Linked DNA regions of Mus musculus: all the other regions are linked to region 3. Evidence: chromatin loops called from intact Hi-C (ENCODE). Cell type or tissue: left cerebral cortex. All regions are shown on one strand. Region 1 has its middle 50 kb from the start of Cul1. Region 2 has its middle 64 kb from the start of Cul1. Region 3 holds the start of Cul1 (cullin 1).

Region 1 (8,000 bases), 50 kb after region 3:
AAACATTTAGCTGAAGTAGACACAGGTGAGAGGCTAAGGCAGACTCATGAAAGAATGTGGAGCTGAAGCAGACACAGGAGAAAGGGTGTTTTGCTAAAACAAGTAAGTGAAAGGACATGTGATGAAGAATTCTCTGTTAACAACCTGCCTGTATTGGTTCCCCTTACACTGCATAGTTGAGCTGCATTTGTTGGTACGCCATAGAGAGAAACACACCAAAAAACTTTTGGTGCTGTACTGTAGTTGCCGCTTTCACGGACTTTGGCTGATTGGCAGAGTGATGTCAGCTGAGACAGATTCACATGCTGAAGCAAGAAACTTGCTGAAGCAAAACATGTGGAGGACACGTGATATTTGGAGGGTATAAACTGGGCTGCTGATATATCTGTGAAGTGTTTGCCAGTGGATCAAGCTACTACTGCTAATCTGTGAACTGAATTGCTGACTTCCAGACAACACAGGCAGGAATTCCTCCAAAGATCCTTTCTAAACAGGTCCACTTCTCCACTGCCTGCCCCCTGTATCCTTTCTTTTCCACTATCTCTGGTGGGTGGTGGGCTGGAAGAGAGGTTAAAGCATTTAAGATCCATCATTAAAAATAAGGTTTGAGCTGGGCGTGGTGGCGCATACCTTTAATCCCAGCACTCGGGAGGCAGAGGCAGGTGGATTTCTGAGTTCAAGGCCAGCCTACTCTACAAAGTGAGTTCCAGGACAGCCAGGGATACACAGAGAAACCCTGTCTCAAAAAACCCAAAAATAAAAAAATAAAAAAATAATTTAAAAAAAGGTTTGAAAACATTAAAGTTACACTGTAGGACAGCGGGGAAGAAATGGTGGGTGGTGTGGTGGTAGCTAGGGTAGTGATGGCTTAAATGAGAACCAACATATCACATGTGCAGAATGGTCTTTGGGTGCTGTTTTGATTGTTATTGTTTTCTTTTTTCTTTTGGTTTTCGAGACAGGGTTTTTCTGTATAGCTCTGGCTGTCCTAGAACTCACTCTGTAGACCAGGCTGGCCTTGTACTCAAAAATCCACCTGCCTCTGCCTCCCAAGTGCCGGGATTAAAGGCGTGCGCCACCACGCCAGACTTTTGATTGTTTTTCTTGAAGCAGGTTCATTCTAAGTTACTCAGACTGGATGTAAAATTGATACTTCTTGTCTCAGCCTCCCAAGTGCTGGTGGTTTTGACATGTATGAACTCAGAGAAGGCTAGATAGTATCCATATGAGGAAGGTTCTAGTATCACCTCTTACATTTTACCAATGAAGAAACTAGAGAAATGCTAAGCTACTTGCTTTGCCCAAAGGTTTATCTGGAATTAAAATCCTAGTGTTTGACTATACGTTTTACTTTGAGGGTCTTGGCATAGAGGAAGAGGTATGGATAATGATTGGTTCTGTCTTTCCCTGGGAGAAGAAAGAGGTTTGTTTTGGTTTTAGGAGATTATTGAATTAGAGATGTCACATGAAGATGCCCAAAAGAATTACAGATCTGCTCTAAATCCAGGTCAAGACTTGCAAAAGCAGATTTGGAAACATCCATGTAGATTGTAACTGGAGCCAAGAATAGATAAAATTGCCCAGAGAAAGCATTTAGGGTGATTAGGGGAGCTAGACCAACACTCCCAAGAGGCATTGACATTTTAAGAGTGGGTATGAGAAAAGCTGCTTGAAACTAAGTCTGACAGGATATGACTAGAGAAGTCTAAAGAGGTCAGAAGAATTTAAAGTCACAGATTCAAGAGAGGGGATGTATCCCCTCATGAGAAAATCTGCAGGCCAGGTCAAGTGCTGCCCAGCAAGTCAGGCCTGGGAGGCTTATGTTAGGTTTAGCACCAGCCTCTGAGATGATAGGCAGATTGACATGTGAATGTGAACAAGGGGGCCATTGACTCACGGTGGGACAAGACGGGAGGTGGTTGTGGGAAGTGAGTTTGTTTGACTTTGAAATTATAAGAATAATGTGTCTGTGGGGCTGAGGAGATGGCTTGGTTGATAAAGTCCTTTTGGCATAAGAATGAGGACCTGGGTTTGGAAGCCCAGGATGCAGGTAGAAAGCTAGGTATGGTGTCTTGTACCTGTCATCCCAGTACTGAGGAGGCAGAGATAGAAGAATCCCTGGAAAGGCCAGTCAATCTTGATGAATCAGTAGGCTCCATATTCACGGAGAGATGGTATATCAAAAAGTAAGGGAGAAAGTGATACAAGAAAGCACCTGACGTTGACCTCTGACATCTACCCCTCTGAAGATGTACATATGAATATTCTACCACACCCCTTCACACAAATAAAGAATCATATATATTCAAGTACTGCTGCTGATCAAATCCTCGAGGAGATCTGGAAGAAGGAGCAGAGAGAAAGGAATAACAAAACGAGTGTTCTTTGGGAAAGCGATGGAATTCAGGGCACAGAGGAAGGAGCTTGAGGAAGGACGTATCTATCCACTGAGAGTGGATAAGGGCTTTGTTTAGGTTTGATGGTGAGAATCTGTGGATTTCTCATCAAAGGGACTTCACCTCAAGGGAGAGGTTGTGGAGCAGAGTTTGGAGAGGGAGAATGAGTTTGTGAAGTAACCAGAGAGGGTAGTTTGAGAGCCAGTATAGAGAAGTCATGGCAGGCTGGCAGCACCAAGTGTCCAAGCAAAGGTCAGCGATGGCCGTGCCGGAACATCAGTCTGTGAGGCTGTCCTTTGATCCCAAGCAGAGCTTCCAGCCTAGGTGGACAAAGAGATCAGAAACCCTGGCTTGATCCCAACTCAGAACTCAAAAAGTGCCTGGGACAGTGGACAGTAGAGACAACAGAACGAGAGAGTTGAGGGTCTGCAAGGGATGAGGTAAAAGGGTGGGCCATGGATCTCTGCTGGATGGGGAGAGTCAGGGCAGATTCACTCAGCCTCTCTCTCCCATGGCCTCTTTCATTCTAGGCAGACTGCCCTGGGCTTTGTGTTTTCTCTGGCTAGATTCTGATTAACATCCTTTCCAGTTCTCAAATTTCATGGTTCAATTTGGCAAAAGTTTCATACTCTCAGGATATAAGTGAGGGATCTTGCCAAACTTCTTCTAGTCACTAGGACAAAACAACCTTCATTCTGCTGAGGAAGCAAATTCCATTGATCTTCCCAGACCATTGATGAAATTCTTTAATTTTCTCACAGCCGTATGCAAAATGTTCAGTGCTCTGCCCAGAAATCAAAAATAAACTTGTAGCTGTCAGTAATCCAACCCTGCTGGAAGTTTCCCAATCGGAACTTGGTTCAGTTTAACTCAAAACCAAATTATATTACCGAGTGCCTGCTTTCCATAAGTTACTGTGGTGGCAGATGTAGGAGATGCAGAGACGAGAGAACGACCATCTCTGTTCTCTTCAAGTTTAGCGAGAAGGAGACTAGTGGTGCAGAAATCTTTGTGTTCACGCCAGGTAAGAAAGAGTAATTTCAGCTTCACACGCATTTTGCAGGCTGCATTTCCGCTAGCAGTGGCGGGAGCAGCTGGCCGGCAAACTAAGGCTTTGTGGAGGGAGCAAATATGGTGGGAATCTGAGCTTTGGGAGCCACTACCGTGACTGTGGGCAAGAACAGCAAGATGCTGCTGCATTGATTGCCGGATGAGATGTATCCTGCAAAGATGGCCAGATCTTCATCGGGACCTTCAAAGCTTTTGACAAACATATGAATTCGATCCTCTGTAACTATGATGAGTTCAGGAATATCAAACCAAAGAACTCCAAACAAGCAGAGAGGGAATAGAAGTGAACCCTGGGTCTGGTGTTGCTTCAAGGGTAGAACCTGGTCACTGTGACCCCAGATGGACCTCTTCCCACACATACTGGCCTCGCCTGAGTGCCACTTGCTAGGGGCCACGTATCTGCAGGGCTGCTAGCAGAGGAATGTCAGCTGGTGTTCCTGTAACCCAGGCTCCGGCAGGATTTGCTGGGCTACTCTCTGAGGTTGGAGGACCATCCCAAGCAGTTGGTGACCCCATAAGAAAGAGGCACCGTAGGATTGTGGGTCCCATGTCTGCTCCACCACAGGGCAAGGCTGCTTGTAGAGGCAGAATTTCGGAGTTGTCTGGTTCGGGGTCCCTAGGCCTGTGATGAGGCTGAGGCTGTGGGGTTCCCAGGCTCTTGGACACTCAGATGCCACTGGATGTTTCAGAAGAGCTGAGAATGGAATCTGGGCCCACTGGCTGGATCTAGTCTGGGGCCAAGGGAAAAGGGGAAATCTGGCTAGTCCTGTGGGGAGAATCCTCGGCTTGATGGCTGCAGGCATGGGCTTGGTGGTGGTCATGGCTGGTAGCACAGAGAGGCCTTCTAATGAGAGTCCAGACAGCAGCTATATAGGTGAAGGCCTTCTCCATGGCTCCCCACGGGGGAATCTCAATGAAAAGAGGTAGCCTATGGTTTTAAGGCATTTATTGTCATGGTGGAAAGTGGATGTGTAAAACCATGCCCCAATTTTCAGGGTGGGCCTGATATTAAATACCTTTTTCAGGGAGGAATGTCTGGGAAGGAAAGCTTACTGGGTAAGCCCTCCAGGCCTTTACGTATCTCATTAAAATGGAGGTCTGTCTTGAGCCTACATAAGCACAGGTTATGTCCTTTCCTACCTATTGTGGGGAGTGGGGGGACTTGGGGCATTGCCCTTATGAGATTGATGGCAACAAATCTATGGGGGGCTATGGCTAGTGACAGGGGCCTGGTACTTGGGAATAGGCAAAGCTCCTATTGTCCCATCATGGTCTCCGAGACTTCTAGCCTTAGCTCACTCAACTGGGAACCAGGCTACCTTTCATGGTCCCACAAGGCACTGTTGCAGTTGCTGCAGCCAGCTGCAATCACAGCCAGTATTGCATGAGTCTGAATTCAGTACCCACCTGGTTGTGAGAGTCTTCCTCTAGGTATGATGGACCCACCTCCTGGAATGGAAGCCTCCCATGGGTCTAGGATGCAACCTCCTCCTGCAGAGATGTGAGATCAGCTTTGGTCCTTGCACAGCATTATGGTAGTAGATCCACAGAGGCCTAGGCCCTATTTCCCAAGGCTGAGTTACCACAGACCTGGCTGTTTCTTATGCTTTTTGTGGTGTTTCACTGGATTGTCTGGTTTTCCTTTCAGGTTCCCCTCCCTGGGGAGTGGCCCTCCAAGGCCTGAGACTCATCTTGGTCATCTTCAGCCCCTTGCCTGTTTCCCTAAAGGCTGTACCTAGTCTCTTTTAGCTGGTTTATAATAAACTCTTAAGAGACTGTTATACATGCACACACATAATACATTGAGAGAGAGAGAATGAATATGAATGAGAGAGAGAACTTTTTCTAGTTCCTTTAGTAACTTAATGTCTGTTTTGGGCCCTACGTTTTACCAAATTGAAGTAAACTCACTAGGGCTCCCCATCACTTCAGGGGTCATTCTTAATTCTAGGGACTTACATTATCTAAAAGCATTAGGGGGGCATCTTTCTGGTCATGCCTATCGTGGTCAGCACTACCTGCTGGGCACTCTTACACCCTGTTCTCTCTCTATCAGCACATGCAGGCAGCTGTGGCAGTAAGCTCTTCAGTCTAACAGTGTCTATCAGGGTTGTAACTTTAATTTTTTTCAAATCCTATTTTTAATGATGGTTCTTAAATGATTTAACCTTCCTGTAACCGACCACCCACCAGAGGTAGTGGGAAAAAAAGGATTCAGGGGAAATGGACCTGTTTAGAAAGGTTCTTTGGAGCAACTCTCCTCTATGTTGTCTGGAAATCAGCAGTTCAGTTCACAGGTTAGCAGGCAGTGGCAGCTTGAGCCACTCACAAATACCTCATGGATATAGCAGCCATCCAGTTTGGTAGAGTCAGGTTAGCAACAGTGGTGACAGAACGTAGTGGAGACAGCATGAGTCTTGCTTTGTGCATCTAATTAGCCCAGGTCCTTGGAAGTAGCAAGAAACTGCAGCGCACCACCAGAAGTTTTTTTGGTACATTTGTCTCCATGGCATCCAGACAAATGCAGCTCAACTACACATTGTAAGGTGGAGCAATATGTGTGTGTTGTAGCAAGGAATCTTTCATCACGTGTCCTTTCTTGTACTTGCTTTAGCAAATGTCTTCTGGACATGGCCAAATCATGACACTGGAGAAGGCATAACAACTGTGGCTGCCTGAACATGAGCGAGCCAGCACACAGCCCAGCATGGAGGAGCAGCTCGTGAACGCTCACCCTTACCTAAGGAGCTGCTGACAGCTGAGGGACAAAGAGGCGGGTCTTTGTTTGTTTGTTTGTTTGTTTTTCTTTTTTTAGAGTGTGGCCCTGGTGGGTTGTTTCTTAGGGTAGCTCCATACTCTCGAGTATATGGACAGTTTGCATTCAGTGAGTTATAAACACCACCACCAATAAAGACTAGGAAATTGGGAGGGAGTAGGAAGATGGGTAGATTTGGGAAGGGGAAGCGCGGGAATGAATATGATCAACATATACCATGTGTATGAGTGAAATTCTCAAAGAGCTAAAAAATATTATATCAGACACACACACACACACACACACACACACATTGTTAGGCAAAGCAGACTCATGTGCCCCTCCCTAAGCTAGCTAGTCAGCTCTGGTTGTAGGATAAGGAAGGTTTTCAGGAAAAGGACTGTGGCTTGCATTGGTATAAGCAGGAGATACTTGGGGCTTTTTTCTTTTCTTCTCTTTTTTAGACAAGGATTCATGTAGGCTAGGTTGGATGTATCAGGTAACTGAGGATGACTTGAACTTCTTGTCCTCTTTGCCCCAAGCCCCAAATCATTGAGATTACAGTTGTGTGTTACCACACCTGCTTTATGCAGTGCCAGGGATTGAACTCAGGACTTTCTCCTATCCTAGACAAGCACTCTATCAATTGAGCTACAATGCCCAGCAGCTGTTGTTTGTAACTTTGGGGCTGCTCGTGAATCCTATGCTTCTATTTATACTCATGTTTGTCTTTGCTTTGAAAGCACAAACAGCTATGATCCCTGCAGGGCCCCATGCTAGCATCCAATTATTATATCTGCTTTAGGGGGTTCCAACTGTCACAGGCCTGAAAATCAGGGCAGCTCCAGTGTGTTGGCAAAGGATGCTTTTTAACCATCTGTACCTTGCATTTTAGTTTCACATAACCTTTTATATAGATTTGGAAAACTCTAGCAATTGCCATTCAGTCTTTTTCAGAATGAGAAATACTATGAATCTGGATTAAAATAGTATAGAACTGGAAACAAGGTATTGCCAGCTTTGCGCGTGTGGCCCATACCACAGCATCTCATTCAACCAACTACTTTTATTCTATTGTGCCGGCTAGTTTTATGTCAATTTGACATAAGGTTGAGTCATATAAGAGGAGGGAAACTCAGTTAAGAAACTGTCTCTACAAGATTGGGCTGTGGGCATCTTGTAGGGCATTTTCTTAACTAGTGACTAACGGGAGAGGGCTAATGGTCCTGGCTGCTATAAAAAAGCAGGCTGGGCAAGCCAAGAGGAATAAGCCAGTAAGCTTATTAACCCCTCCACAGTCTTTGCACCAGCTCCTACCTCCAGGTTCCTTCCCTGAGTTCCTGTCCTGATTCCCTTCAATGATGAACAGTTTAAGTACTGTAGTTTAAGCCAAATAAATCTCTTCCTTCCCAAGTTGCTTTTGGTCATGGTGTTTCATCACAGTAATAGTAACCCTAACGAAGACACCTTCTATGTGCAATACAATGCTGTCAGACCCAGACCTTATTGCGTGTGAATTTAGCAAGAGCAATATGTCAAATTTAGAATTGAGCAATCAGAGAGAAAGATCAACAGAATCTGATGATCAACTGTCTCCCAACTGTTATGCATTTGTGGATACACAGTTCAATGTAGAGAATAACAGGTAAACAGCTATGCTTGCAGTAATGTCGTGGAAAAACACCACCTGGAGAGCAGAGGAGAAAGTAGCTACATCTGGCATGACTTGAAGAGGACTTGTGGAGAGATACCATGCTGGGTGAATCTCTAGAGATGAC
Region 2 (8,000 bases), 63 kb after region 3:
ATAGTTAAAGACAGTTTTCCCTTACAATGAAGTTCACTGCTTTCCTTATCTGCTGGTCTCTTAGTGAGAGTCACTGGAGGCAGCTATGGCGTAGAGCTTCAGGGAGACCCTCTAGCTGTGTCTTTAGCTAGAAGGTGCTTCCACCTCTGAAATAGGAACTGTACATTGATATTTGTGGAGAAGGAAGCACACACTTCCCTGCTGTGTGACTGGAGGTGACAGCAAGTAGATTACTCCTATTTCCATCCCTTCAACCCTAGAACCATGAATTCCATCTAATGAGAATACAGTGATACAATGGCTTATGTTTGGAGTATTTTACTGCATAGATGATGATTCCCCATGGTGAGGCCCATGGAGATCTCAGCCACACCCTTAACAGACTTCTATTGCTCCTCAAGGAAACAGCTTTGTTTGTTTGTTTTTTGTTTTTGTTTTTTGTTTTTTTTTCGAGACAGGGTTTCTCTGTATAGCCCTGGCTGTCCTGGAACTCACTTTGTAGACCAGGCTGGCCTCGAATTCAGAAATTCACCTGCCTCTGCCTCCCGAGTGCTGGGATTAAAGGCGTGTGCCACCACACCCAGCTTGGAAACAGCTTTTTGACAAGATGGCATGCAACCACTGATACAGCATCTTTGCTATGAAGTGCATCCTTTGGTTCTGCTTTGTGGTCCAAAACTGTACTTTGGTAGGTAAAACCCCTTAGATTTGTGTATAAGAATGCTTCCTAGAGACACTGAGGGAACTGAGCAGGTGCATTCATTTGTCATTCTAACTATGCATGCCATGGGGCCAGATCGTCAAGACCCTGCTACTGTGACTTCTTCACCATGATGGACTGTACCTTGAACTGTCAGCTAAAATAAACCTTAACTTGCTTTTCTCAGGGTATTTTATCATGACAACATGAAAGGACACTAAGACAGAGACTGCTATCAGAGGGGAGGTTGTTCCTGAAATTATCATGTTGTGCTTAGGCCTTAGGAACTGGTTTGTCAGAGTAAAGAAGCTTGGTATGTGGCTCAGTGGTGTGAGAGTCTAGATTCAATCTCAGTACCTCCACAAGTGATTAAAAAGCTCCCCCAACTACTTTGATGTAAAGCATATATGTGTGAACTCTTTAGAGCCGTGTTTTGAAGGCACCTAGTGGTAAATCAGTCGTTTGTGCCTTAGTATTGTTTTAGAACCATACTATTGCTTTTACTCTTTGCAGGTGGGGATATTCAGGGCCTTGGTTCTTGGCCTAGATTTCAACTCCTTTGAAGGTTTTCCACCATTGTATTTTTATACATTATGGGTTTGCTATCCGGTGTCCATATCACAGTGAACCAGAATTACTTCTCTTTTTCCTTGTGAATTCTGTAAGAACATAGCCTGTATTTAATTAACTCTTGTAACTTTTAAATTTTATTTTATGTGAATGGGTGTTTTGCCTTCATGTGTGCCATGTGAGTGCCTGGTGCCTATGGAAGACAGAAGAGGGCATTGGATTCCTTGGAACTAGAGTTGCAGATGGTTTTAAGTCACCTTGTGGATGCTGGAAACTGAACCAGGGTCCTCTGCAAGAGCAGCCAATATTCTTTGTTTTTTTTTTTTTTGTTTGTTTGTTTTTTGTTTTTTCGAGACAGGGTTTCTCTGTATAGCCCTGGCTGTCCTGGAGCTCACTTTGTAGACCAGGCTGGCCTCGAACTCAGAAATCCACCTGCCTCTGCTTCCCGAGTGCTGGAATTAAAGGCGTGCGCCACCATGCCCGGCTAAGAGCAGCCAATATTCTTAACTGGCGAGCCAACTCTACAGACCCACTTTGTTTAGCTTATGTGGTTATAATCACATGGAATTTGCTTGTAAACAACAGTGATGGCATTCTTTAGCAAGTGTATTTCTTGCTGCTCTTTCTCTTGGAGAGTGTAGTTATAGTATCTATTGGTGCATGACTGGGTTTCTATCTTGTATTAGCTGCTCTTGGTCGCTTTGCTAATATTTTCAAATTCCTATTTCTTTAAATTAATAGGTACCTGTTGCAGAAGAGGTCCTGAGTGTTGCAGAATGTCTGTGTGGATATAGCCACACCTACTTCATATGCTTCTTAGCTACTCTATTAGTCAGGGTTCTCTAGAGAAACAACTTAATAGAATGAATCTCTCTCTCTCTCTCTCTCTCTCTCTCTCTCTCTCTCTCTATGTATGTATATATATATATGAATGAAAGGCTTACAAGGCTATGATCCAGTAAACCCAGCAATGGCTGCCTGTGAACAGAAAATCCAAGAATCCAGAAGTTTTTCAACCACAAAACCCTCAGCTGGTTCATGCTAGATTCCCAAAGAAATAGGCTCTAATGCCAGTGAAGGAATGCACTTGCTAGCAAGGCCAGAGCAAGCAGGCAAAGAGCAAATGTTCCATCTCCCATGTCCTTATATAATCTTCCAGCAGAAAATGTGGCTCAGATTAAAGGTGTGTCTTCCTGTCTCCAGATCCTGGGCAAGAGTGTGTCTTCCTACCTCAGAGGTCTGGGCTAGAAGTATATTTACCCACTTCAAAGAAGGCAAAACAATCCCTCACAGGTGTGCCCCATTAATTCCAGATGTCATCAAGATGACAACCAAGAATAGCTAACTTGCACCTTTAAAGTGCCCATTCAGGAGTTCCTTGCCTACTTTGTTCTTAGATTGTCCCCTAAATAATCTCTGTTTGGGGGGCTTGTCCTAGTTTAAACTTGATATATCTGGCTATTCATTTTCAGACTTCCACCCATCATTGAATCCTCTTTTCTGACTTTTTGCCTGGCTTTTGGCATCTTCAAGCAACTGACCTCAGTTCAACCTGCCTTTGGCTTTGTTTCCCTGCTTGACAGGATGTGAAGGAACCGAGTTCTTCTGAAGAGAGACTGGCCCAGTGCAGTTCGCCTGAGGGAAAGCTGGCATCTTGGCAGGGAGTAGACAGGTGTACTGTATTTTACAAATGTGTATTTTAACTCTACATGAGCATTGCTGTGATGCTTTGTCAACTTTTATTGTAAAACATTCCTTTTGCCAATATTGAATGGATTGCTCAGGAAGTAAGAAAAACAAAAGAACGGTTGTCTGTCAGTAATTAAGATCTGCTTTGCTTTTAGTGTTTTCTTCTTCCAACTTCCTGTTCAAAGAGAAGACCATTTTACTGTACAATCTGGAAAAATCCTGTACAGAACATGCTGTGCTGGTACTCTTAAGTCTGGTTGGTACCTGTTCACTGTGCTGCCCAGACCACTGCTGTGCTTTCTGTATGTTACTCCACTGTATTTTAAAAATACTGTCTACAGATATTTGCATAAACTACAGCAATCCTGGCTCTAGATCATTGGGAAGTAGCCATCTTTTAAAATAACCAAAGGTAATTTCTAGCTTGCCAATAGCCAGTGATTTCTTAGAAGTGAAACTAGCCATCCACACAGGGAGGCCTCTTTAGGATTGTTTAGTGACTTTCAAAACATCAGGGTTTTTTTGGTTTGGTTTTGTTTTGTTTTTTATTATTTTCATCACCTATTAGATGAAAGGGTATGGGATTGTCACCCCCACCCCCACTGGTGCTGTAATTCCATAAACTCAGGCAAAGTCGCAGAACACGCAGCCTTACAGCATGAGCTGGCTGGCACAGGATCAGATGTGCTGATTCCTCATGCTCATGGTGGCTGATGTGAGAAGCGCTGGCAAGAAGAAGCTGGCCTGGCCCAAATAACCACGAAGAGAGAACAGATTTCAGACAGGCGGTTTTACAGTTTCCCTTTTGTTATTTTTGCCAACTCCCAGCCACTTCTTTCTCTAGCACTGAGCAAAAGAGACAAACGAGCATTCTTAAATGCACTGAATATACAGGCCAGAGGTTTCTCTCAGTGACCTTTAATCTTCTGTATATCAATTTACCTCGCCACATCCATCCACCCAATTTACATTTAAATAAAGCTTTCAAATTCATTGCAAACCAAAAAGTAAGCTATTTAGGGAGAGAAAGCTGTTTTAAAAAAATGGGTTGTCTTTCTTTTAAAAAAAACCTTTTTTTCATCTTTACAAGATTGAAACAACCAGCTTTTACAAGGTAAACAGCCTTTTTCGTTTTAGCCACAGTCAGTTCTAATATTTTTGGTTTATTTTTTTAGAGCCACTCCAATACAACACACCAGCTGTAAATATTTTGTTCTATATGATTTTTTTAATGAAAAAAATCCCTTTGCTCTATTCTTATTTGCTCGACTACAAAAGAACCTGCCTGGAGCGAGTGAACCTTCTCTTTCATTGATTCTATTTCTCTTCCGACTGGCTCTATTTTCCTGGAGCCCATTTATCAATACAGCCCTGGCTCTATATGCCAGCAAGGACCAGTCTCTCTGCATGGGAACCATGAGGGGAGGCTGTTTCAGCCCCAGCCCAGCTTTGTGTGGAGTTAATTTAAATGTTTTGCAGACCCACGTTGAGGGCTGGAGCTTCACACTTTTGAGGGTTCATTCCTAGAGTCTTTCTTTTGGGTTTTGTCAAGGCAATTTTTTTTTTTTTTAAAGAACATAACACCTTCCTGTAGAAAACAGTAACATATAGCACACTGAATATTTTTGTTGAGGAAAATCTTGTGCTAACATTCCTTTAATGAAATAAAATTTTTGTGCATGTTACTGTGGTATGTGTGTGTGTGTGTGTGTGTGTGTGTGTGAGTGTGTTCATGCACACACAAGTGCTAGAGCATCCCTGTGGTAGTGGTCAGAGGACAACTTCTGGTGTTAGCCCTCACCTTCCACCTTGTTTGAGACAGGCTTTAAAATTCTTTTAGAATTTCATTCAGTGGGTTATAAATATTCACCCTCTCATTCGACTCCCCGAGATCCATCCACACCCCTCATTCTACACCCACTTAACTTTGTATCATCTTTTTTTATTGTTTTAAATCCACCCAGTCCAGTTTGTGCTGGTCATGTACTCTGGGATGGGGACCATCCACTGGATCATAGTCTACTACATATGAACTCACAGTGGTTGGGGGAGCATCCAGACCTATGTGAGTTCAAGCCAAACAAATTCCCAGCATGGACATGACAGGAGGGTTCAAAGTCCCACACCTACCCAAGGAAATATTAGCAACTCAGCTTCTGGGAGAAGGACAGTCAATTTTCTGAAAGAGTCTGGCCCTGGCAGGGAGGCAGGGTCTTTTGCTGTTCACTGCTGAATGTGCCAGGCAAGCTGGCCTGCAAGCTTTAGGCAATCCTTTTGTTTCCACCTCCCATCTCACCTTGGGAATGGTGGGATTTCAGAATCTAGCCCCAGTTCCCAACTCCTGCATCCAATTCTTTGTAGGCTCCGGAAAAAAGCATATGCTTTTTTTTTTTTATTGTTAAAAGCGTATGCTTCACAGTGTGTGCTGTATTTATTGCGTCATCCTTACAGCCCCAAAGTAGTTCTTTAAAAATTTTTATTATATTATTTACTATTTTAAAGAATATATTTAGAATGTTTGATAACAAACAATATTGAAATTAACTTATTCCTAGTTTATTTCACAATTAAATGAATATCCATGGAATAAATCTTTTGAACTAAAACTTCTGGGACAAAATATCCTTGTATAGTAATTTTGATGGGTACTAATAAAGTGCTCTTCATAAAATTTCCCAGTTTTCACTGCTAACAGTGACTGAGAGGTTTTTCTGATGTGGTCTTGTCAACAATCTTAGTCATTCTTTTATTCTTGTTAACCTGAGCGTGATTCGATTAGTATTTATGTAAATGAAGGTGAATATTTTATGCTTTTTCTTGACTATATTTTTATCTATCTACCAGCAGCTATTAGTGGCCATTAGCTCCTCAGCTAGGAGTGAGACTTCATGCCTACCTCTCCCCTCCATGTTGTGATCTTGTCTGGCTTGAGTTTGCACAGGTCTTAGGCATGGTATCACAATCACTGTGAGTTCCTATGTGGTTGGTCATATTCTAGTGAATGGTCCCATACCCAAGAGTCTTTTGAGTTTTGAGTCATTTCTATTTATACTTTGCCAGCTCTTTATTGGATTATAGATTTGTGTGTGTGTGTGCACATGTGTGTTTATGTGTGTTCACATGTGTGTGTAGGCCTCCTAGGGCAATGCCCTTAGGTAGTAATATAAATTCATGCAGGTACACACACACATACACCGTCCTAAAAAGAAGGAGAAGGAGGAGGAGAAGGAGGAAGAAGAGGAGGAGGAGGAAGAGGAGGAGGAGGAGGAGGAGGAGGAGGAGGAGGAGGAGGAGGAGGAGGAGGAGGAGGAGGAGGAGATTGTTGTTCTACAAGTCCCTTTAGGGGTATACCAAAGACCTAAATCCTGCCACTGGACCCCACCTCTTAATGGTTCCATCATCTCCCAATAGTACCAAGTCTTCAATACATAGGCCTTTGGGGAACGTTCCAGACTCAAAAATAGCTAAGACATATCCACAAATGTTTTATTTAATGTTGCTTTTTTGTCATAATTTTTTGTGTTAATTATTTTTTTATTGTAGAGCAAAATATACAAGAAACGTAACATGAAGAAGGAAAAATTCATCGGGGATTGTGCTTTGAGGATGCAGTCTACTCTGGCAGGGAAGGTGTGGTGATGAGAGAGGCTTCAGCTAGGGTAGCATGAGGCAGCTGGTCACATTGTGACTACTGTCAGGAAGCAGAGGGTGACAAATGCTGGTGCCAAACTGGCTTCTTCCTTCTATTCAGTTTGGGACCCCAGTCTGTGGGATGCTGCCACCTCTATTCCCTGCTCTCGGATGCTCTCAAAGACACACCCAGAGTAATGTCTCCTAGGTGACTCAAATTCACTCAAGTTGACAGGGATGATTAATCATCATAGCCAAGATTCCCTTCCCTACTCTAAAGAATTTTCTATTCTCTCTCTCTCTCTCTCTCTCTCTCTCTCTCTCTCTCTCTCTCTCTCTCTCTCTCTCTCTTTTTGGTTTTTCGAGACAGGGTTTTTCTATTTAGTCCTGGCTGTCCTGGAACTCACTTTGTAGACCAGGCTGGCCTTAAACTCAGAAATCCGCCTGCCTCTGCCTCCCAAGTTGCCCAGCATTTAGGGAAGGAGACAGGCTGTTCATGGGAACTCACTGGACAGACAGACTAGTTAAAATGACTGCTTTAGGGTCACTGAGAGACCCTGTGAGAAGAACAATAGTGAAAGACACCTGCTGCACTTCTCTGGCCTTCTCTGGCTTTTGCCTGTGTGTACCTGTGCATACATATGGACCTCTCCAAAACTATATACAATTGTTATCTATTTAATGACTCCAAAACTATATACAATTTTCATACTATTTAATATAATAGTTTTAGTTCAACTATCCTTTGACTGAATCTCCCTAGAGGCTGGAGTGAGTTTCATAAATGTTACCAATAGGGTTCTAGTGTATTTGGCTGAAGTGGCAACCAGAATAGCTGAAGCCAGGTTTGAAGATTATTACTAAGAAAATAATGGAGAGCATTATGTTTGAATACCAGGGGGGGAAAATGAGAGCTCAAATTCAAGAAACAGCTACAAAAGATATAAGCTAAGCAAGGGGCAAAATGAAGGTGAGGGGAGAGATTGAAAACTGAACCTGAAACCCAGATTAATGGCACATTTTTATCCCAGCACTTGAGAGATAGAGACAGATGGGTTTCTGTGAGTTTGAGGCTATTTTGGTCTACAAAGTGATTTCTAGGCCTGCCAGGGATACATAGTGAGGCCCTGTTTCAAAACAAAAAGCCAAATTTGAGTGCTGAGTATGTTCAAAAGCCTAATGATGCTGTTATACATGGGGCTAGCTTACAGAAGCTGTTCAGGACTGGGTAGTTCTTATTTATTAATTTCTGGTTCTGAGAATTGAACCCAGGGCCTCATTGATGCTAAGCACATGTTCTACCACTGAACTACAATCCCAGCTACTGGACAACAACTAAAAATTGAGAGTAGTTGGATGTGTACAACTTGGAAAAGTTCTGAGAATAAGGTAGACCGACCTTTCTTTCTTT
Region 3 (8,000 bases):
GTGGCTTTGTAAAGATCTGAAGTGGGAGGATGTACATAGATTTTGACATGAGCATTGTGCTAGGTATTAGAGTCAGATTTGTTCCACCTGCCCCTAGGTAAAGTCAGTCTAATAGAAGAAACCACCAAGTGTCATCAGAATGTTAAGCACTGGGATAGATCCATAGACAACATGACATAAACAACATAGACAACATGAGGACCTAGGGAAAGGTCCTAGACAGGATGGCAAGACCAGCTTTCCTAAAATGAAGATGCCTGAGCTAAAGTGATAAGAAAAAGACCCAGAACAGATCAGAAGTACAATCAAGCTGAAGCGTGAGTGGAAGCCAGAGAGCAGAATCTTCCTTCTGTCCAGGTTTCCCAAGGGAAAAAAAAAATACTATCAAGACTTTACATAACCCTGGTGATCAAACATGAAATGATATACTATGCTCTATAAGGTAGTTCTCCAATGTCTCATTGGTTATGTTCCCATGGAATCCACTCATTTTAAGAACTTAGAAGTTAGATGGTATCACTTAAAAACTACCTTAGGTGCTTGCTGCCAAGACTCAGGAACTGCTGCCAAGTTTACGGAATCCCTGAGACCCACAAGATAGAGAAGAGACTATGAAGTTTGTCTTCTGGCTTTCACACGTGCACTGTGGTGCATGCACATACATGCTTTTTTAAAAGATGAATTTAGAACTGTCCTTTAAAATAGATGGTTAACAGCTTTTTCCTCCAAGCATACCTAAAAGATGAGTTCAAAATGAAACCACTGATTCTCAAAAATCAATTTATCCCATGACTTCATGGGAAAGGTAAAAAAGACTAGGCTTTGGGACTTATGAAGTGCTCAAACTTCAAGACAGTTATAACTTTGAGGGGCCCTAACAAATTAAATCTTAAGAATGCCAAGTAACTATTGTTTGACTTAAGGTTTGTTCATTTAAACATAATTTTCCTTGCTGAAATGAAGGTCCCTTATCCTCCCACAGAAACTTTTGGTACAACTGGGCTGGACTATCTTCCCAGCAGGTAACAGCCTTAAATACTAACCGGCTTTACTTCAAAGGCAAAGGGGTAAACAAACTTGTTTTTTAAAAAAATACTGACTCCTTAAATTAGAATGATTAATTTTAATTTTACAAACTGTTTAGATTTCCACAACTAAAGAAACCCTCAACCATTTTTTCCCTAGGATACAGTATGTAGTTATGCAGGTGGAAGGGGGACACAAGAAAAATAACAGTTTTCACTCTAGGGAAGCATGCAACATAATAGTAAACTTGCACTTTTAACAAGCTCAGCAGCAACAGTGACTATGTTTTCTGCAGCCAAAATGAAGGGGAGTAGTAAAACCCTAGGATTAGTCCAAAAAAGAAAAAAAAAATCATTCATGGTACCAGCAAGATCATGTTCTGTTATCTGAGGGTTACAAAGTAAAGGACTTAGTCTGTGTCTTCAATGATTTCATAGTCACATGTATGGGAAATAAGCCTGCACTGACAAAATTAATTAGCGCAAGAAGGTGGAGTTCCCTGAACAACAGAGTCTATGTAATATCTAAAGACACCTGGCCAAATTAGCTCAGACTTCAGATGTATGTGACATACTAGGAATTTGGGCCACACCTTCCAGGGCCTGACCATAAGACTCAGGAAAGATGTATCTTACAAACACCCTAGCCTATCTAAAATTGGTTGTCTTTTGGGCAAAACAGTTTTTTAAAGATGATGCCAACAGGGAGGAAAGAGAAAGGTTAGCATTTTTAGAAAGCACTTTGGTCTTTTCTCCCAGGCTTAAGGCTTAGTAAATGCTCCCCAAAACCTCCAAAAATGGGCAGAATAGAAGATAAAACAAGCCAGTGTTGTGTTGCATACTCAGAATTTAAAATGAGCTATAACTGTTTCAACTTACTATGGGAAGCAACAAATACAAGTTTTAAGTAAAAAGAGAAATCTTAAAGCCTTCTCAAACAAAGAAAGACCTCATATCCTTATTTTCCTCAACTACACTGGCTTCTTCAGAGTGTTAGGTTTAGGTCCTAAAAATTGAAGTAAAAGGAGCTTAGTTCCTCTTTTGTCACCCCAGTGCCTTTCTAAAACAGTAATCATTTATTCCATTCTTAGCTTTTGGCTGTTTTAATGCTACTCCAGCAAAGAGCAAGTACACACAGGGCAACTAAAAGCACTTGAACAACTTGACTGCATTTCGGCATGCGTGCCCGTCCCACAAACCCCCAACGACTGTGAACTAACCACAAGTATCAACAGTGACCTCTCAGAAAAGGGGAATCCTCCTTTTTTGGCATACCTAGCTCCCTTAACTTTGGGGCTTAGGCTCAAGGAATGAGAGTGCAAGTGTTCCTTGCTTTCTTAGTTATCTCCTGAGTAACAACACAGTGCACAGGTGACAGAAAGAGGGGGTTCTCAGGGCCACGCGGGATTTAAGAATAGAGGCCCGCAGAGTCTACAGCCCCCGACTCAGTCCTCCTGGCCCGGTGCCGGGTTACCTTTGGGGTCAGAGCGCGCGCTCCCGCCGGGACCGGGGACGCGCCGAGGCCGCCGCACAGGGAGGGCCCAGTTCGACTGAGGAGAGCTGGCGGACGCCCGGGGGCTCCGTTCCTTTGGAAAAGCACACCGCATCCCGGCGCGCCTTGCTCGGCCACGCTCCCAGAGAGAACGGAGCCCGGCACCACTGTTACCCAATAATCATGCCCCGCACCGTCGCAACAATGAGTGCCCCCGGATCCCCGAGAGCACGAGTCCCCCGGCCCTGAGCCACCCCGGCCAAGCGGAACCCCCAGGGCCGAGGGGAAGGGAGGGGTGGCGCGTGAGGCGCCGAGGTCGGCGCCACAGGCCGCGGTGAGTCCGGCTTTTTCCCAGTGCGTAGCCAGGGCCTGGCCCTGCGAGTCCCGGCCCAGGCCGAGCCTGGCCGGCCGGGTGACTCAGGCCGGGCCTGGCCGCTCCGCTCCGCCCTCGGCGTCCTACGCCCACGACTTCTCCGGCCCGGCCGCCATTCCGCCTAGCCGCGGCGCGGCGCCTCAGGCCTCGCCGGCAGCCCGGGCTCGGACGCCGCGGCCCGAGTCACTGCGACGCCGCGGCTCCGCCGTGGCCTGCGCTGCCTCCCGCCACCGCGGCCCGAGCCGCTACTCACCCGCATCTCCGGGCGCCCCCCGACGCTCGGGCGACGGCGTGTAGTGCTCGCGGGGCCCGCCGAGGTCTGGCCGCGTCCCTCAGCGCCCGGGCTGCCCCGCCTGGAGCTGCGTGCGACACGGCGCCCGCTCCTCCTCCTCCTCCCCTGCCCGCCTGCCGGCCCTCCTCCTCCCGCCGCCGCCGCCGCCGCCTGCACCACGCAACCTCCGCCCTCTCGCCGTCCCTCCGCCGCTCCCCGCCCTCCCGGCTTCACCGGCTCTGGCGACCGCGGGGCGAAGCCGTGGGGGAGGGAGGGCCGGAACGCACCGCCATCGGCGTCCGGGGCGGGGGAGCCAAGAAACCGTCGCCGCCATCGCCGGGCCTGCGGCGGCGCGGGAGGGGCACGGAAACGGCCCCCCCAGAGGCCCTGGTCACCCGCTTCGTGGCCAGGACCCGCTTCGCGCGGGCATTTCTACCTGCGAGCCATGGCCTCTGCTTCCCAAACGCCGAGCCGGGTCCTGCCGGACGAGCGGAATCCTCCGCCAGGTTTTCCCGCCGCCCTCGCGTCGGGGCGGCCTCTCGAGTGCCGGCTTCCCGCCACTTCGGACTTCTCGTGGAGACCGAGCCGAGGCTGGGGGCTCTGACCTCTGAAGACACTTCCGGAAGCGGCTGTGGGAGAGGGGCTTTGAGCTCCCCTGCCCCTCCCCTCCATGCACCTCCCGGGAGCTGACATGGGTCCCAACTGCACTGATCCTGGCTGGTGTCTCCTGTCCTGGAGTTGAACCAGAGGCAGTATCCCCAACCGTGAGATGAGAAAGTCAAATGGGCAGGCGGACTCAAGAGAAAAGTGCTACTGCTTCACCGACCCCCCTTTCTACCTGCAGGCCTTGGAGATCCTCCTGCGGAAACCTCCAGCTTGCCCACATACCCACGTGGATGTGTGTCTCCCTCTTTAATACTTTTCAGCAGTGGCCTCCCTTCCTTCTTGAGAGCCTTTTTTCACTTTCACTGTATATGGTTTAGTTAGGGAGAGTTGGGAGTTGCGATTCCAACCTGGGATGGCATGAAGTAGTATTCTTACATCTAGAATAATCTCACCCATTGGAAATCAGCTGCTGTCATCTTGTGCTTTGTAATATTCAATTGTAAATTTGGCAACACCCCTAGCCACAGGTGAGAGGCTGGAGAAAGAATGGATTTACCCCATACCTTGTTAGAGGCAGCTGTTTTAATATCCTAGCTTAGATCTGCCATTTAATTCTGTGAACTAGCAAGGGAAGATTTTCAGTTAGCTCATCATCTGGGCCAAAGATGTATTTGATGTAACTTCTGTAACTTTTCACCAAACTAGAACACCACAGAGATTCTTTCTAATGCACCATTTCGGGGCAGAAATCCTCAGCAGACCTGACAGGTCTCAAATCCACAACTTGAGTAACCCGTGCTTCCTCTCAAAAGAAAGTCCCACTGGTGTGTAGTCCAGCAGTTCTCATTCTGTGGATGGACACCCGTTGGACAAACTTCTATCTCCAAACACATTTACATTACGATTCATAGCAGCAAAATTACAGTTATGAAATAGCAACAAAAACCATTTTCTGATTGGGGGTCACCTGGTGAACTGTATTAAAGAGTCACAGCATTAGGAAGTTAAGAACTGCTGGTTTAGTGTCTTCTATCGAACTGTAGCTTTTTGTCAACATCTATTAAGTATTTTTTAGAAGTGTTGTTTCTGCATGTGTATACCAAATTATATTATCTTTACGTTTGTCTGGGGAAAAGGTTTTTAATTTGTTTTATGTCAAACACCTCAATAACTCATTCAAAAGAAACATGTTTTTAGTAACTTTTCTGTAGACATATGGTAAGGGTGGAGATAAATGTAAGGCTTGTTCCTTGTATATTTTGGCTTTCATTTTAAACTGGATTCCCATGTATTCATAGAAAACAGTTTACTTCCTCTCTATATTTCCTAATCTGTTGTCTTCAGTCTCACCAGTCTATATGGTCTCCTTTCCTGTGATTTTTCACCTCTGGATATGAGTTTGTATGTCAACTTGAGGGTTTTCTCCAACCCATTTTGCCTTAATACAAGTATTTAATCTATCTGAATCCACTCCCTGATTCGCCCTGCCTCCATTCCTTGTTTTAAAGTATCTTATTTACTGTCAATACTATCATTTTCATTGATTTGTTCATTCACCTGTGTCCACTTTGCAACCAGGTGGCATCTGTTCTGAGCAGATAACCCTACCTAACAGGATAAAAAGATATAATAGTAACTTTCATGCTCAAAACACTCTTCATCTTCTCTGTCTCAGCAAAATGGATATCTCTTTGGATGAGCCAGTTTGGAAAGAGAGTGACACCAGAATCAAAGCTCAAAACTGTCCCAAAGGTCTTTATCAGGACAAAGTCAATGGGATTAAAATCTCTTTGTAAATTAGAAACAATAATGAACTGGAAAAAACGCAAGTTTTAGATTAGCTATTTTTAAAATAGCTATTTTTAAAATACCTCATTGCTAGCTTCCCATGTGTGCCTTCAGGTATGGGTTGGGGTGCAGGATTTTTTCTTAAGTTTGCCAGTTTTTTTTTTTTTCCAGTATTTTGCTGGAAGAACATTGAAGCCTGCTCACAGCATGTTTACTACTCAGATTGAAGAGTACTGAGTCACTTGAACAACCATAGGAACTATTATTTCTAAGACTTGGGTAAGAAACTAGTCTGTGGAAAGTAAATGGGTTTCACAGGTTTGTGAATTACCCAGAGACATAATTGCAAACTTCAGATCTAAGACCCAAACTTGGAAGGAAAAGAGCAAAACCAGAAGCTGACACTACCAGAGTTTATATTTGTGTGAACCATTTTTAACTGGGTAGGCTTGAGCAAGTTATTAAACTTCTCAGTGTTTCATCATCCTCTGATATGGAGGTGATAATAGCTCAAGGAATGTTAGCTAAACATTGATATTTCTGATGATAATAAAGACCCAGAACCTGAATTTGGGAACCACTCCATGTTCCTTCTGTCCAAGTTTTTAAAGTTATAATCCTACAATGTTTACTATGCTTTATATGTTCTAATGAACTTAATTTGTTTTTAGGCTGTGTAATTTTTAATTTTTTTCTTTTTTTTTTTTTGATTTTTCGAGACAGGGTTTCTCTGTACAGCCCTGGCTGTCCTGGAACTCACTTTGTAGACAAGGATGGCCTCGAACTCAGAAATCCACCTGCCTCTGCCTCCCGAGTGCTGGGATTAAAGGCGTGAGCCACCACACCTGGCAATTTTTAATTTTTTATGGGTATGTGTTGAGAGACTCTCTTGTGCACTGTATAAAAGCAAAACCTGCAATTGCATGTATAAGTGTGTTGCCTTCACATATATGTATTATCTGTGCATGCGTACCTGGTACTGAGAAGACCAGAAGAGAGTGTTCAAGCCCCTGGATCTGGAGTTACAGACACTTATGAGTTACCATTTGTGTGCTGGGAATAGGACTCATGTCCTCTGCAAAAAGCTCTTAATTCACTGAGCCATCTCCCTAGCCTTCAACGTAATTGTTATAAAAGGATTAGGCTGGGCATAATGACAAATGCTCTTAATCTCAGGAGGCAGAGAAGGTATATCTTTGTGAATTTAAGGCCAGCCTATATCACAAAACTGACCAGGGGTCGGTCAGTCAAGTAAATGAGATTTTTTAAAATATATATTTATTTTTAATTGTGTATACAATTTTGAAGACATTTTTGATTACTTATGTATGTATTTGGGGTGTATGAGTATGTACATGTAAAATCAGGTATCTGTTGAGGTCAGAGGTATCTAATCCCTGGAGCTGAATTTACAGTTTGTGAAGAGGCCAGTCTCCAGAGGGTGCTGGAGACTAAGCCTGGTTCCTTGTCAAAAGTAGTACATCCTTGTAGGCCTTTGATTTTTCTCAACCCTATTTTTAATAATGGTTCATAAATGCTTTAACCTCCCTTCTAGCCCACCACCCATCAGGGCTAGTAGAAAAGAAAGGTTATTAGGAGATAGGGGAAGTGAACCCATTTAGAAATTGTTCTTTGGAGCAGATTCCATTTGCATTGTCAGGAAATCAGCAGTTCAGTTCACACAATTCAGCAGCAGCAGCAGCTCGATCCACTCACAGGTACTTCATGAATACACCAGCAGTCCAGTTTAGTAGTCGGTATAGCAAACACAAATCAGCAGCCCTGGCATGATTAGGCCAGGAGAAGTTATTTGTGGTGCCTCTCTTAAAGAAATGAAGATCAATGAGAACCCAAGACCAAGAAACTTTACAAAGTTATGCAAGCCTGTCACTATTGAGTCCTATTTATACTCTCTACAAACATCCCGTGTCCTCCATGGGTCTAGCCTTATGAAAAGTCTTGCCTCAACATGTGAGTCTGCCTTAGCAAAACTCCATTTGAGTCTGTATCAGCTGACATCACTCTGCCAATCAGCAGGCGTCTAAGGAAGTGGTAAGAAGCCCCCAGAGCACCACCAGAAGTTTTTGGTGCATTTCTCTCAATGGAGTCATGACAAATGGAGCTCAGCTATACTGTAAGGTGAACTAATACATGTGAGTCATTAGTGAAGAATCCTTCATCACGCATCCTTTCATGTACTTGCTTTAGCAAAACATCCTTTCACCTGTGTCTGCTTCAGGTAAACATCCGTTGACATAACTGACTTCTAATTGGGGGTTTCTACCCCACCTTAGATCATTTTGTTCACAGATAAAAGATACAAAACTTTTATATTTGTAATGAGCCTTAATCAGCTCGAGCTGGGCATGTGTCTACCCTCTGTGCTGTTATGTCTACTTCCCTGCCCATAACCCTGAGATCTGACTTGCCATGTTATACCTGGTC

Evidence for each region. A loop is a pair of places that touch in the nucleus more often than their neighbours do. Peaks named below come from ENCODE experiments on the same cell type or tissue, not always from the same donor. Only the 100,000 strongest peaks of a DNase experiment are listed, where the experiment ranks them.
Region 1: it touches region 3 in a loop (2.0-fold over the local background); 4 of 42 quality-filtered maps call a loop at or near these places.
Region 2: a loop joins it to region 3, with 2.4 times the contacts of the local background. A loop is called at or near these places in 4 of 42 quality-filtered maps.

Annotation. Positions count from the first base shown.
Region 1 is chr6:47,399,864-47,407,863 of GRCm38, reverse strand. No RefSeq gene overlaps it. Among named protein-coding and RNA genes, the nearest start is that of Cul1, 50 kb to the left of the region's middle. In left cerebral cortex, no CTCF peak of the experiment used is centred here; a DNase peak (open chromatin) is centred at 3,218.
Region 2 is chr6:47,386,461-47,394,460 of GRCm38, reverse strand. No RefSeq gene overlaps it. Among named protein-coding and RNA genes, the nearest start is that of Cul1, 64 kb to the left of the region's middle. In left cerebral cortex, a CTCF peak has its summit at 3,685; DNase peaks (open chromatin) are centred at 3,684, 4,381 and 7,695; H3K27ac peaks cover 1,242 bases.
Region 3 is chr6:47,449,627-47,457,626 of GRCm38, reverse strand. It overlaps Cul1 (cullin 1), which reads right to left and starts at 3,308. Exons shown (of 22, transcript NM_012042.4): 1 at 3,144-3,308. In left cerebral cortex, a CTCF peak has its summit at 3,178; DNase peaks (open chromatin) are centred at 3,010, 3,336, 3,729, 3,847 and 2 more places; H3K4me3 peaks cover 2,895 bases; H3K27ac peaks cover 2,466 bases.